Linked DNA regions of Mus musculus: region 1 is linked to region 2. Evidence: chromatin loops called from intact Hi-C (ENCODE). Cell type or tissue: left cerebral cortex. All regions are shown on one strand.

Region 1 (8,000 bases), 230 kb after region 2:
AATGTTGTTAAAAATGGCGTCTATCCCAGCCAAATGTGAGCCACCGTAACATTCTTGAGACTGCCATGGAATCCCGGTGGTTTTTAAGAAGCTCTTCCCCAGAGACAATTTTGCAACGCTGTACATTTGGGCAAGTGCGTAATCAACTTCGTGGTACCAGATAGGCCTCTCTGCTGTGAACGCAGACAAAGAATGAAAAATGTCTCCTCAAGTTATAGGAAGCCAGATTCATAACCATCCGTCACTTGCTTGGGCAAGTTACTGATAAACTCTGCACAAAAAAATAACAAACAGTGTGTCCCTGCATCTCGCCCGTTGAAAATGAGATTCTCCCTCTGATGGATGTTAGCAGAGAGGCTTGTAAAAATGCATTTCCGACTGATTAGTTCAGAAGGTGTCAATCCCGTGCAGTTTTATGACCTGCAGACTACACGCCAGATGTACATTTGCTTTTTATAAACTAACAAAGATGGATGGCCAAATCTGAGCGCTCCTCTTGGGCAGCTGGACCAAGTACTGCCTAAGGGAGGGCACTGCAGGAGTGGTGGGATGGGAGCAGGTAACTCTTAATTTGCCAGATTAATGGAGATTAAATGTAATATTTGACAGTGCTTGCCCTGCTGGAGGAGGGCTTATGTGGGGAGGTGCTATAGAAATATAAAAGAGCAATGTTTAATTATTCTCTCAAGCATATGTGTTACACTCTAAAGCTACTCACCTAAGTGAGATAGAGCCCCATAGAAACTCTACATACAGTCATAAATCACCACTTAATGGTTAAAGTTGGTTTTAAGGGGTTGTTTTATTTTGTTTTTTGAAGCCAAAAATGGCATAGAAGCATAGGTTAATCATCTCCTGCTTGAGAGAACTAGGTCTTGAAATCTATGCTTCTATTCCAAGAGAGGTAGAGGAAAAAAGACGTATCATATAATTATTATAATATATCCTCATGAAGAATAAGGCCTCAGCACGGCCTCATCTTTCTCCCATTAGAAATATCAAGAAATATTTATACATTTTTCATCTTTATGGCTTTTTCAGTAGGAAAGAAATATTTTTGATGAATTTACATGAAACTTGAGAGCTCAGTTTCATTTGATTATCTTAACACATGCTTTTAGAGTTTGTCAAGGAAATAAGTGCACTGCTCCAAACAGCCACCAACCCATGACCTTCAGAATATGCAGTACCTACAGAAAAGTGGCACCTGTAAAGAAAAATATGTGATATCTCTCATCAGAAATTCAGAACCATTCGTTCGTATGTGTATAAAAATTATCACCGTCCTTTAGAACGCTTATGTAAGAAGAGACCAGCATCATAAACGTGTCAGGAAATGCCCCTATTGAACTCACTTCCCCCCAACTTCAAAGGAAGTAACAGAGAGAATTTTAGTTGCTGTCTGTGGATGAGCTCAGCTTCTTCCAGTTTCAAGGGATTACAAAAACTTCCAACCCAAATTGACTTTCAAGTAAAAAGGAATGCCTTAGCTTCTAGAAGGCCAAGGGCCGTTTATTAAAAGACCCCAAGGAGGCTGGCCAGCTACTGTGTTTATGACCTGCTGGGTTTTGCTAAAGCCTTTGACTCTGCTTATTCTAGGACAAACCAGTTGCCAGATAGGTCCTGTGGTGGCAGAAATATGGCTGCAGCCATCCATACTCCAAAACCTTATGTTTCATCCCAGTGGATGTCAGGGCCAGAGAGGCAGAGGCTCTGTGTTCACATAGCTCCTGAAGTCACCCTGACACTTTTAGTCCCTGAAATTTCGGGACCACGATGAAGGGAGTGTGAGTGCGTATGCGCATGGTCTGAGAGCTGGAGAAGCTAAATATTGATATGAAGATTCAAGGAAGTGAATGAAGTAAGCAGGAGTGACTGAAGTAAACAGAAGATCTGCTCTGTTCTCCTTCAGGCAGACACAGTGACTAAGGGTCCTACCCCGTGCATCTCATGACTCTTACCTCTCCTGGGTTACTGGTCACCTCCTCCGGGGCTGAACATTTCATCTATTTCTTTTGTTAAGAGAAAATTTAGTATGTTTTTTATTTATTGTGAAGAATATGCATGTACTACAGCAGGCATGGGAAGGTCAGAGGACAGCTTTCGGGAGCCAGTTCTCTCCTTCCACCATGTGGGTACTGGAAATCAGACTCAGGTCAGACACACACCTTGGTAGCAGGCATGTTTACTCACTGAGCCATCCTGCCAGCTTATCAGCACTGTTACCTCCTGTCTCGGTTTGCCATCAGATAAGGAAAGGGCAAACTCAGTATAGTATAAAGCAAATAAACTTTAGGATACTTTTTAAATAAAGTAGGTTTTTTTTTACTTGTATAAATAAAATATAGACATCATCTAAATATTTTTTCATCTGGATTTTCCATAAGATCCCCTGCTCCTTGCTGGTAAAGTAGCTACAAACTGTCTTGTCAGTTACCCAAGAATGTTTGATATCTTCACAATAGTTTTCATTAATCTATTTTAAGACATACAGTTACCAAGAGATCCAGTTTTATGTATTTAACTGGTGATCAGACTATGGGCTTAAAGGGGGGGGGGGGCATGGCAGTGACTGACAGCCACTCGCATATCACATGGGTGGTGATAAGCCTCATGCAGAATATATTCAGGCCCAAGAAGCATTCCAAGACCTGCATCACCGAACCATTTGATCACTGCTCCAGGCCTCTAAAGCGTTCGCTTATCCTGGTTACCTAATGTTAAAGAGACGGTGATCCTGAGACATGAGAAACCTCTGTTGTCATAGCAAGGCACATCATGTAAAATGCACCGGACGGAACATACTCTGAAGAGATGGCAAATGATATCATGGAACAAGTGATAATAAACCAGCAGCATAGTCATTTATTACCGCTATTAAATGCTATGTACTTGATGGCATGTTCCTTGCAGCCCAGTTTTCTGTGACTGGCAGCGCGCTGGGCAAGCAGGTCACACTAGCAGGCAGCAGCGCTAGGTCTTTTGAGACCACTGACTTGCGTGCAGCTCCTTGTTAACAGAAATGTGTCATGTGGTGCGTGACTGTGAGCCACCAAGTGTTCCTTTGTAATATTCTTAGCAAGAAGACATTGGTGACTGTACCCATGCTCCTTTATGTCACGAATATCGTAGGTCTATGTTCCATGGTTGACATTTTTATAACCTCCATGATTATGACTAATTTACATTTGCTATTTTGTTGTTGTTGTTGTTGTTGTTTTAATAATACTGCATTTTAGGGGTAGTAAAGAAAGAAATCAATTTGAGAAATGCCTTACTCCCTGCTAGAATGTAATTTACCCTTCTTAGAAGAACTGTTTCTATGGGAGATGGCTGGCTAAACTCACCCACTTTATGTTAGCGTGTTTGTGATGGCTTCTTCACATCTCTCCCTTTGCAGTCCTTTTCCGAATTTTAGAGCTTCAACGTACAAGGGTCCCTGTCTGTTTTCTCTGTGTGCCTAGTATGGGAACTCCTGGGGCATTTCTCTAAAACATAGACAGTTTCAATAATTGTGTTTACAACTGTCTTGATTCCTTCCTGCTAATAAGGTGTTCTAATCAGTACTGCACATTCCTCACTGGGAATAAATGGTAAACATGATTACTTTCAACTGTTCTCAATCTAGCCCTTTACTTTCTGTAAAAGCAGATTCCAGTACGATGTCTGTATTTCATTGGGCTTCCAAAAGGATGCCTCGCAAAGATAGCCATCAGATACACAGTGGCAAATTAACTGCCATGAAACAAACCCGCCAGTAGACACAAGTCACCCCACGCTGTGCGTGGCACACGGAGCAGATCGGGCTAGCCGGCTAACCGGTTTGCTGCTTCCTCTGCAGACGGACTCATTGACTGCATGGATCCTGATTGCTGCCTCCAGAGCTCCTGCCAAAACCAGCCCTACTGTCGTGGCTTGCCTGATCCTCAGGATATCATTAGCCAAAGCCTTCAGACACCATCTCAGCAAGCTGCCAAGTCCTTCTATGACCGAATCAGTTTCCTGATTGGATCGGATAGCACCCACGTGCTCCCTGGAGAAAGTCCGTTCAATAAGAGGTTAATGCTTGCTTTCCTCATAAGGGTCTTGAGAACAGTTCTGCAGGCTTTGTGTGAAATGCTGATGGGTGTGTTTGAGAAAACTGCTTATATGTGGTTTTTTTTTCCTTTTTTGCAAAATTCTTCATCAAACTTCCCATTTTGAGCATTTTTGACACTGTTCACATACTTTGTCAATTTCAATACCTGACATTTAACAGGACATCCCGTTAAGGAGTCAATAAATCTTCATTTAACCAGCTGATTTTTTTTTTTTTTGAGCCCAGTTGGAAACATTTCAGAAAGCATGATGAAAAGACCCCAAAAGGCAAAGAGAAGTGCACTTCTTTTTTTTTTTTTTTTTTTTTAAGCTGGGCTCACTAAATAATTATGAATTAATGTAATGGAGCTGCTAACGGCATGGCAGTAAGGTTGCATAAGCTGTTTGACTGGTGTTTTACAGAGCAGTAATGACCTGAAAATCAACCAGAAACTGAAAGCAGGTGTCTCGCGTCTCGCTGGGCAGAGGCAGATGATTTACGCAGAACTCCTGGGTCTGCAGCCATTGACGGCAATCATGCACCGAGCCCCAGGAGCAGCTTAGAAGCTGCTGCACACGTGTTTCTCATTGCCCACTTAAATCTTGTACTTTGTGGTCCCAGCAGATTTACAGATTGCCCTGGAATTCATTGGAAAGGATACTTTTCTTCTAGAAGTCATATATATGTTATATGGGGGGAAAAAGGGCATCAATTATAATTTTTAAAATTACTAGTCTTGGTAATGCTCCAAAATAAATAGATTGCAGCAAATTAAAACTCGGGGTGAACACCAGGCATTTAGAGAAATAAATTACACTGAATTTAAAGGAAGATGGTCTTGGGGCTATTTCAGATCTGCTTTTTTTTTCTTTTTTTCTTTTTCTTTTTTCTTTTCTTTTTTTTGTGAATAGCCCTTGATTGTTTATGATATTTTTACCTTTGGCTTGACTTATCTATTAATCATGATAATGTTGGCCAGGGAAAACAGAGATTCATTCAGTCTTTTGTACTTTTCCCACAGTCTTGCGTCCGTCATCAGAGGCCAAGTACTAACAGCTGATGGAACCCCACTTATTGGCGTCAACGTGTCGTTTTTACACTACTCGGAATATGGATATACCATTACCCGCCAGGATGGAATGTGAGTCTGCTGCATCCTGCTGTCTCCGTGGGAAGGATTCTCAGCATGAGGCTGGGCGTCCACCCATCACCCGTCATGTTGTATTGTCTTTTTTAATAGAAAGGCAACAACTCTCAGACTCTTAAAAACCCAGGACAGTGCAGGAAGCAGAGGCTGAGAGCCATGTACTCATTTGCCATAAAAGTTCATCCCGTTTTCTGAGGCGTGATAGAATACTGTGGTCCTGTCAGAGAATATTTTTTGTCTTTGAAGAATTGTGTTGAAGTATTTATTGGAGATGTTTCTTACTGTCTGCAACTGAGTTCAGATGGTTCCAAAGAATAGATAGGAAGTTAGGGAAATGCAAATAGATAGCTCGGTGACTAGAGAAAGGATGGTTAAATGCTTGCTATGTAATTCCATTTGAGCAGAGGTTGGAAACTGTTTCATATCACAATTAGGAGGAAAGATTAATTGTGAATCATTTTAACTTGAGGAGAGCATTGGTCATTGTAAGGTGGCGGCTCACTAACTTAGTCATACTAAGTGCATCTTGTCCGTTCTTAGGTTTGACTTGGTGGCAAATGGTGGCGCTTCTCTGACTTTGGTATTTGAGCGTTCCCCATTCCTCACTCAGTACCACACTGTGTGGATTCCCTGGAATGTCTTTTATGTGATGGATACCCTTGTCATGAAGAAAGAGGAGAACGACATTCCCAGCTGTGACCTCAGTGGCTTTGTGAGGCCAAGTCCCATCATTGTGTCTTCACCGTTATCCACCTTCTTCAGGTCTTCCCCTGAGGACAGCCCCATCATCCCCGAGACACAGGTAAGCTGTTACAGCGGGCAGGCAGCATCTTCACATGGAAGCATCACCAGTCGTGGCTTGCAAAGAATAATCTTGAACACTTTCAGGATTCTAGTGCCATCCTACTTCTGTAACATGTGATGTGTGTCCTAGAGTGGAAAAAAATGTCTTGGAAAAGGTGACTTGACAAGAAACATGAACTTTCTAAAGGTGTTACCTAAAAAAGTTAGTTATCACATTTTAAGGTCTAGTAATTTATCTCTTAATGCTCTAGTCTCCACGGGAATAAACCGTCTAACTTTTAAAGAACCAGTCATGTTAAATATTCAATTTATCTACTGAAACACCTAGAGGTGGTTTCCTTCCCCTGTGTTTAGAAATAACTTTCAGATCTTAAAGGCAGGGCATTAGGTACAACAGTAATGAGTGTTCTTCTGAAATGCAAAGTAAGACTGTGTGGTTCAAAACAAGGCCAATGGTGCAGGCCTGTAACTCCAGACATTCAGGAGGTGGAGGTTGGAGCGTTTCAGGTTCAAGGCTTTCCAGGCTACGGAATGAATTCAAAGCCGCCTTTGGACAACCTAGTGAGACCTTGTTTCAAAAGAAAAAGTAGATGGGGCCAGAGAGATGCCTCAGCTGCTAAAGAGCATTAGCTGTTCTCCCTGTGACCCAGAATTCAGTTTCCAGCAGCCATGTCAGTAGTAAAGGGGGCTGGGAACATTGCTCGTTGATAAAGAACTTGCCTAGCGTGTGTGATTCTTAGGTTCAATCCTCAGTACCACATCAATAATAATAATAATAGGTTTAATCTCAGTACTACATCAATAATAATAATAATAACAGCAACAATAATAAATAATAGCATAATCTTTAAAGCGCAAGCACACACACCAGCATTGTCACATTCATTCATCAAACATGTTTGAAGTGCTTGTTCTATAGCAGTCATAAGTGGGGACCAGTGGTAAAGCAGTCAGAGTACTTGCTCTCTACGAGCTTAACAACCAAGGAGTGAAGAAACTGAACCCTTAATACGCGTCAACTTAGGATAAGGCTTGTTAGACATCTGAAGCAGGGTAAAGTGGGTGGAAGTGGGAATCCTATATTGTGATAGCTAGAAGAGATCTCTCTGCCAAGGTGGCACTGGTCAGTGGATACGTTGCGGGTGAGTCCAGGGTGTGGTTGACATTAAGGGTAGGAATCTTGGGGGTCTGGCTCGCAGATGCACTTGTAACATGGATGAGATGAGGAAGTGCAGACAGAGATGGCAAGAGGCTAGACAGAGACGTAGAGGTTATAAAAAGGCTCTCCTGGCAGACACTCTGTGGAAGTGACACTATGGAGATTTTAACATCCAAGTCAGCTCTGACCGGATGCTTGGGAACTTCACCGTGATTCGATTTGATACTTCCTTCTCCGGGTCTACCTTGTAACTCGTAACTTCTTAGTTCTATAATAGCCTTACTGAGAAGCAATATCTGTCCAGAGGTTGACAGTTTCTAGCGAAATCTACCCACAGCAATGTGTTTCAAATAGGCAACAAGTCCATGAATGGATGTAGTCTTTTTGCAAGTCATTCACACAGTAGGTGTGATGTACGGAATACCCAAGGAGGATTTAAAGACGACCAGGACACAAACCCTGTCACTAGAGTGCAGTAAATATCTGAATGAACAGTGGCAAGTTCAAGACAGAGGGCAGTCCCTGAGTAAGCCAGAAGCAGCACTGGTGAGGGGACTGTCTCCACAGAGTGGTGAGACTGGAGAAAGAAGAGGAGAAATGAGTGACAGCAGCATAGTAGCCAAAGAGATGGATAGAAATTGGTGGGATGGCTCATTGAGCAAAGCTGACAGCCTGCATTTGATCACCAACACCCACATGGCAGAAGAAAAGAACCAACTCCCTCAGATCATCCCCCAACCTCCATTCACAACCCACCCAACCCACCCAGACAGGGGATAAATGGGTAAATGTAAAACAAGTCACCACCATCA
Region 2 (8,000 bases):
GGAGACGGTACGGTTTTGTGTGAATTACGTAAGTTCTTAAAGACAAGCACACATGACAAACCTCCTGCTTTGCCAAATTGGCATTTGCCATTTCCACACAAGCCCTAGGGTAATACCCGACTCACTCCAAAGTGACCTGCACTCGGCTAAGTGGTGCTCCATCCGACAGATTGCCCAGTTTTGCGGCTTGGTAAAATGATGGTTCTTATCTAAAGCTGTCTACTCTCTACCAAGTCTTTCCTTTTCCTCTCTCTCCAGATTTCAAAAACAGATGTAGCCATTTTCCCCCTCACGTCTCCTGTCAGTCAAAACAGATGATGTGGCGGTGGCTCCAAGCATGTGATTCCAGAGTTACTATTTGAGGTTGTGAGGAGGAGAGGGAAAAAAAACCTGAAGAAATAGAGATGTAAAAGTCAGTTTGATGATGTCTTGGATGCTGGAGGAATCTGTATTGCCTGCTTTCTTTTGTTTTTCTGGTACATGCTTGGCAAATGCTCTACTGTTGCCTATAGCCCCATGAGTTTTGTAGTTACCCAGGGTCCAAGTTACTTAGCCCTGGTCTTGAGCTGGCTCTGGTGCCCAGGTAGACTTTGGATTTCCGATCCTCCAGACCCAGCACTGTTGGGGAGCTGTGAGAGCAGGTCTGTGCCACCATGCTTCTCGACAGTGCTCATTTCTTTTAAGAACTAGAAAGTGTTGAGTCTTAAAATGATGCATGCTTTTAAGAACATGAAATTTTAGTAATTGTAGTTTTTTTTTCCTCTACATTTACAAACTGCGTGCACAGTCACACGTGCGATTTCTCCAGGCTTTATGTTGCTAATCTGAGACTCTGAGTTTATACATGGCTTCCTTAAACCTATAAATCAGTTACAGAAGTGAATTGAGCAAGTCTTTCAAGGATAATGTATATGGTCTTGTAGATCAGCTATTGCAAGTGTTATAAGAGTGCATTGCTAGCAGGAGGGGTTGAAGAATTCCCCTGATGTGCACATGGGTAGGTGCTGACATTGAGTTTGACACTCGAATCTTCTGGAAGGCTAACAGTGTCTACATTTTGCAATTTAATCTGTTTCATAGAGACGTGATTTCTAAAGCCATTTGTAAATGTCACATTCATGAGTGTTTACTTAGTATAAGATTTCAGAGAAAGTTTAGAGGAAAATTCATCAGTTTTAAATTTAGTTTCTGACGATGTGATAAATTTAATGTTGGGGTACTAAAACCTTAAATATCTATATTTATGTGCATTTATAAATGTGCATGCACACATATATAGCCCACACCAAGTTAGATATAGATTATAGATAGAGATAGAGATAGAGAGAGATAGAGATAGAGATAGAAAAAGTGTATCTTAGTTACTGTTCTAGTGCTGTGAAGAGACCATGACCAAGGACACTTGTGAGAGAAAGTGTTTAGTTGGGACTTGCTTAGAGTTTGAGAGGGTAAGTTCATGGCCATTGAATCCGGGGTACAATGGCAGCAGGCAGGCATGGCTTTAGAGCCATAGGGGAGAGCTTACATCTGATCCACAAGTTACAGGCAGAAGGAACAAGTCTAGGCTTAGTACGTTTGCAACCTGATAGATAGGTCAGCCACCTCCAGCCACACAACTCCAACAAGGCCACACCCTCTCCTCCTTCCTAAGCCACCCACAAACTGGTAACCATACATCAAACACATAAGCCACAGGAGCCAACATTTCCATTCAAACCATAATACACAATCAGAAATTGAGCTTTGGCCTAAAATGATTTTATCAAAAATAGCACGGATAGCATACTTTTCTTCTTCCTGTCTTTGCTCCATCAGCAACTCCATCTTGTTTTCTTGCTCATCAATCTCTCTCTGCTACCTTGGCGGTGGCATCTGCTTTAGACGGTTTCATAAGGCAGAACTGTAAATCCATCGCTATGGAATTTTAAGTGTCTTCATAATTCTTAATTCTGACAAATATCATGGAGATTTTATGACCAGAAGATAATGTTTAAAAAAAACAAACAAAACAAAACAGGTTTTCCTTGTCTTTTAGGACGCATCCAGACTTGTTTCTCCAGACTCTCTGTTCAGTTACTACAGGGTCTCCATCCGGATACTACAGGGTCTCCATCTGGAACACAGCCTGTATCTTAGGGCAAAGTCAAGATGAAAAAGAAATATTTATGAGATAATTTTACATCAGACTCTAATTTCAAGGTCGATACGATAGTGACTATTCTTCTAAAATTAATTTTAGCATAGGTTGTTTACGTCTCTGGTTTGTTGACATGTTTTCTTCTTTGTTAGTTGCTTTTGTTTTGAGGCAGATCTTGTAGTGTAGGTTGCCCTGAAATTCTTGATGCTTTGTATCTGTTCAAGAGTGCTTCTTGGATCCCTGTTCCCTCCCTTTGATCTCGTGAAAGCCTGTAAGCACACTACATACAAGAACTGTAGAGATTTCCAGAGAGTTCCTAGAGGTGCTGCGCTATGTGTGAGTGTTATATGCTCAGGCCCTTGCAGAGGCTCCTGTGTAGGTCCTTCCCTTCGAGGTATGATGTAATCAGTCTTCAGCTTTGATTGACACCCCTGGAAAGAAAAGGATGGCCATGGGTATTCTAAGTAAGAATATACAAGCAAACAAAGATAATCAAGTATAGTTTCTTTCTTTCAGTCAATAGCTCATACAGAACAGAAACTGGGGGGAAATATAGATTTACTGAGAACCTTCCCCGTTTGCCTCTGAAAGCCCCCTCCAGGGATCTCTGCCAGCCTCTAAGATGTCTTATCTGGATCATTTCGCTATTGCATTCTAGAATGTTCTTCCAAGACAAACAATGTGGATAAATTCCATAGGCTTCCGAGATTGTACTTTTGAAAATATAAATCTGAGTTATTTAATAAATTTTGTCCATGAGACACAGCATCACAGCTAAGATATACAGATTTTCACCGCAGTTTATGCTGTGTTTTCAGTACCCGCCTTTCAAGATCATAAATAAAAATAGCTTCATATCCCCAAACCATTATTTATTATTCTGAAACCTGGATGTTGAAAATGAACTGAAATATAATGAACAAAATACCAAGAATACAAAGTGATTAGTTAGGCACAAAGCAAAGCAAAATTGAATTAGGTTAGAAATTATATATATTTTTGGATTCATGCAAATGCAGTAACTACTTACACATTACAACTTTGGAACATATCTGATCATAATTATTATTATTATTATTATTGCATTAATTAACATCAAAGGCAGGAGAGTTCACATTTGAGCTAAGCGCATCGGATGTCAGTCCAGTTATCAACTAAGTCAGCTTGGTTCTGTGGAAATTAAATACTGTCACACTTTCATCTGCTTAGAGTTTTGAATTCTAGAGAGCGCAGAGTTACTTTGACAATTGCGGTACTAATCCTCCTTCAAAGCACTGAAAGGGTTACAGATCTCCTGCTTATTTTTTTTATGAACATATGCTAAAAATAACAAGTCAGTGGAATTTAGTCCCATGCCCCGATGTGTGGGCATAATTTGTTTAATTTCTCAGTAGTCCGTTGGCTATTTCTGTGTCCTTTAAACTATCTAATGGCAAGTGTGAGGACAACACTTTCTGCTCCTGTCATTCTTCTAACTTTTTAGCAATTAAAATTTGAGATTCATATTTGGAATTTTATTTTGGTTAATGATTAATATCCTGTAAAGAAGAAGCGTGACATATGGTGTAAAATTTTGCTGTTCTATTTTTCAAGATCTTTTTATAGCCCCCCCATCACGTGTTTTCCTAATCAGACTTTTCCTCGTGCAGTTAGTTGATTCTTTGCCACCAGAGGGCAGTATAAAAATTGATTTAGTTAATAAACATAATGTCGCTTTTCTTTTTTTTTTGTATACCATTGTTGTAGGTACCACGCTGACTAGCAGATATAGATGCCTTCTTTTCAGCCATAAACGAAATACAGATCTCTGACTGAAGATTATGGCCATGCAGTTATAGGTTGTAATTTAAATTGTCCCTTTTTTTTGTTCCTAGCGTTAAAATTGTCACACTAGACAAAATATTATCCAGTCATGTAGGCCTAGAAAGTCACAATTGTAAAAGCACATTGTCTTAATCAGGTGTGGGTTTTTTTTTCCTTTCTTGAGAAAGGAAGACCATTTGAGTCGATGGATCTTGGCTAAATTTTATTGCATATATTCTTATTTGGCACATTATGCTTGATAACATTTTTCTCAAAAAATGAATTCTGTGTTATTAGCTGCTTCCCAATTTTATTGAAAATCAGAGTTGGAAACTATAAGGTTCAGCAAGTAAAAGAATTTGGAGGCTAACACACATACTTTTGGTTTACTTAATATAGTCAATGTTCAGTTAGTTTCCTGTGAGATATAAAAAGGTTCTCTCTTAGTTTGCCAACTTGAAAGTCTCTAATGTTCAAAAGAGGATACCATTCTTGATGGCTAAAAATGTTAAAATCCTCTAATGATACTATACATATTTATAATTAATTAGGTATCTATTAAGGCGGCACAAAACATTTTTAGGGATTAGTTAGGCTCTGCTTCTATGTTATCTTAACTTACCTTTTATTTATTTTTATGCATTTAAAATCATTGATATGAAAGTTATAAATATATTTATCATAGTCAGTCCTCCCTCCCCAAACACTACCCCCTCAACTCAGGCTTATGAATACTTAATTACTAGATTTGAAAGTGTTACTGTCTGGTTAAAAATGCAAGGCTTATGATATTGAATGTGCAATTTTGAAGAAATGAGGAACGCCATTTGTTTTTATTAAGCTGGGATTTGAATGTTTGAGGAACGCATTGAGGGAGGCATTGCTTCAGAAATGGAAGTAATAACCCTCATTTGTAGTGTTGAAAATATTATTTTTACGCTATGCCAATTCTTTATAAATAAACACAGGAGCCCAGGTTTGCAAGGGATCAATTTGCTTTGTCTGTCTACTGATAAATTATTGGAGATTTTTGTTTGTTGGATGTCTTTGTTTGTTTGTTTGTTTGCTTTTTGGTGTTTTGTGTCTGATCGTTCACTCTGTGGGGAATTGCGTATAACAAAAAAAAACCACAACAAAATTAGAAATAAGCCTCATTGATGTCTAGATGGAATACTACTGTCTTACGGTGGAGGGATTGATGAGCGAATATAAGAATTCCAATATATAAGAAATTGTTATGATGCTGTTTATTTTTTACAAATAAATGAAGGAGACCATGAGATACCCTTCTCCCCTAAAATTCTGTATGTGCATTCAGGAAGTACACAGGGCAAAAGTAAGCAATGGAGACACTTTAAAATGGAATCTGTGCCGCAGTCCCTGCATATGGCCGATAATAGCGATACGTGTTTGGCTATATTTTTATCAGCAATTATTTTGTTTTGAGAATTGACTTATGACAGAATTCTGAGGCCATTGTGAAGATGGCTTTCGCTTATTTCAGCCGTGCTCTTTTTTTTTTAGTGTAATTGGCACTAGAAATAAAGCAGCTTTCAGTAATTACATTGTATGGATGAAAATTCTTGATTTTTCTGTGGAGTCAAATCAATACTGAAGTTTCACTATCACAGTCTCTGTAAATGAAGGTTTCGGGTCAGGAGTGGGGATGCAGGAGCCATTGGCAGGGCTCACTGTTCCCAGAAATTTTTCCTAGCAATGCAGTAGGCCAGGGTCCCAGTGACACTCTTGAGAATTATAATTGCCTTGTGCCAACGTGGGAAAGGAGCATTTTTAAAATATAATTTTTGAGACTTAATTTTCTAGTCCTTTTTCAGTAACTGATATACTAAGTAACTTGTTTTCAAAGGATATATCCACCTATATGTATTTGAATTATTAGTAAAAAAAAATTAGTATTAGTGAAAATGAAAAACAAATTTACCTTTTGACTGTATTTGGGAGATTGTATATAAAGACAGCAGGAGTTGTGCTCTGAGCAGGTATGCTGTAGTATCTCTTTGCATTTTAGAATAAAACACATAGGTACTTTGTGAAATTGTCTTCATCTGGTTTTACCTCTGGGTTTCTGTGATGGATTTCCGGGCAATCCTGACAGAGGCGTGGCTTAATAGTCAAATAACAGGTGATGTCACTTGAGGCCATTGTTTCAGGGAAGAGAGCTTTGGGCATCAGGGGAGTGATTTTGAGGTTCGTACTGATTCATTTCATTAGTTTTGAAAGGCTTGGAGAATTTCTGTTTGTTCCCACTAAAGCTTAACCTGTTTGGAGAGTTGTTTTATGCTCAAAAATATAATCATCTAATCCTTTTCTTGAGATTTGAATTAAGAAATTTTATTTTGCCCAAGCAAATAACTGACAACTTATACTATAACCCCCAAAAATAATTCAAAGAGAGACTTGGATAATTTTAAGTTAAGATTTAAATACATCTTAAATAAAGAGATAGAAAAACATGGTTTCTGAATTAAGCTTTGGGTAGAGTTGTAAATGAGACAAAAATGCAAACCTAAAATTATAATATTTCATTTATTGTACACTTTTTAGTAATAAACAGCACTTTATTTTTTTCATTTTAGTTTACCCTGATGATTCTGAAATTTTATATGTTTAGATTCTATTCATTATCTGCAATCATGAAATACAGTTTCATTGTGAAGGTGTGTCACGACTTCATATTCATCCTAATTTAAAATACACAACTGTTAACAAAAGAAATGAATACATAATTATGATAACTTCTAACTGTAATTCAGTTAGTCTTAAAATGTGTGTCAAACTGTCCGAGGCAATACAGCTTCTTCGTTTTCTTCTTTCCAATATTAATATGATACAGGACAGAATCAAATCTCATCAGTACAATGCAAAACATTGTTCTAAATAAAGGTGCCGTATCTTAATTGATTGTATTTGAATGCTGTTCACATCAGTTAAACTTTTAGTTCCTTTCAATTTGAAAATTATACCACAAATTATACACTGAATTTTCATAAGCAATACTGAATTTAGCAGAAAAAAGATAATTTTTAAAATACACATATTTTAAATAATAAAGTAGTTTTTATTTGGATTTACTGAACTAGAAGAATTTATTGAAAATGTAATTTAAAGGATAATTATTATTTTATTATATACACATGTTTTAATTAGGATAATAATTTATAATATATCCTTTGATATTAATGCTAATTAAAAACTCTTTTATTAATGTGCTTCTACCCATAGGAGACACTTATTAACTATTCCGTATATATTAATACATATACATATACATACATACATACATATATACATAGACTATAGTTTCCTTCCAATAACATTACATCAACACAATATAATATAGACACTGGCAGAAAGCACAGTGCAATATAATCCAGCAAGTGTTACTGGTGAGTGGATCAAATGATTACATTTTGTTTTTGCCCAGTAGAATCTTCAGTCTATTTTTAAGTCACAGTGAAAGAGAATGAAGGCTATTTTTTCCGTAACCTTTTAAAATTTTACTATGATTTTTGTTGCTCACCTTAGAAAATGTCTACGTGTAGTATTACTCTTGTCATGGTAGGATAGCGATGCCTCTGAGACATTTGCATTCTTTGAGAAATACACTTTCTTGTCATTTCTTTCTAGAAACTATAAATAGAGATTACCTCGGAATGCATCTATTTCTATGGCCTCTCATCGGATGCCTCTTGTAACCTAGTATGTCGGATTTAAAAGAAGTCAAACTGGGATAGAAACAACTCAAGAAATCTGTTATGAGTGTAGGTCCTCAATGCATGAGTTAATGCAGGGTCTCAGCTCCATCTTCAAAGCCAATCTTTCGGGCCTCCTTTTAGCTTCTTACGTGTCATACAGCTAAAGATTTTCGTAGGACCTGTAAATATTATCCAAATTCTTGTAAGATGAAAAAACATGCTTATTCTTTGTGTAGGTGTCTCCTCCTCTTCTCCCTCCTCTTTCTCCTCTTCTCCCTCCTCCTCCTCTTCCTCCTCTTCTCCCTCCTCTTTCTCCTCTTCTCCCTCCTCCTCTTCTCCCTCCT

Evidence for each region. A loop is a pair of places that touch in the nucleus more often than their neighbours do. Peaks named below come from ENCODE experiments on the same cell type or tissue, not always from the same donor. Only the 100,000 strongest peaks of a DNase experiment are listed, where the experiment ranks them.
Region 1: a loop joins it to region 2, with 2.1 times the contacts of the local background. A loop is called at or near these places in 5 of 42 quality-filtered maps.

Annotation. Positions count from the first base shown.
Region 1 is chr8:48,296,813-48,304,812 of GRCm38, reverse strand. Tenm3 (teneurin transmembrane protein 3) reads left to right here. Exons shown (of 27, transcript NM_001145937.1): 13 at 3,842-4,058; 14 at 5,100-5,219; 15 at 5,766-6,027. Among named protein-coding and RNA genes, the nearest start is that of Gm51531, 11 kb to the left of the region's middle. In left cerebral cortex, no CTCF peak of the experiment used is centred here; a DNase peak (open chromatin) is centred at 3,891; H3K4me3 peaks cover 652 bases.
Region 2 is chr8:48,523,425-48,531,424 of GRCm38, reverse strand. The region is part of intron 2 of Tenm3 (teneurin transmembrane protein 3); the gene reads left to right. Among named protein-coding and RNA genes, the nearest start is that of Gm39178, 130 kb to the left of the region's middle. In left cerebral cortex, a CTCF peak has its summit at 3,797 (motif pointing right); DNase peaks (open chromatin) are centred at 286, 666 and 3,792.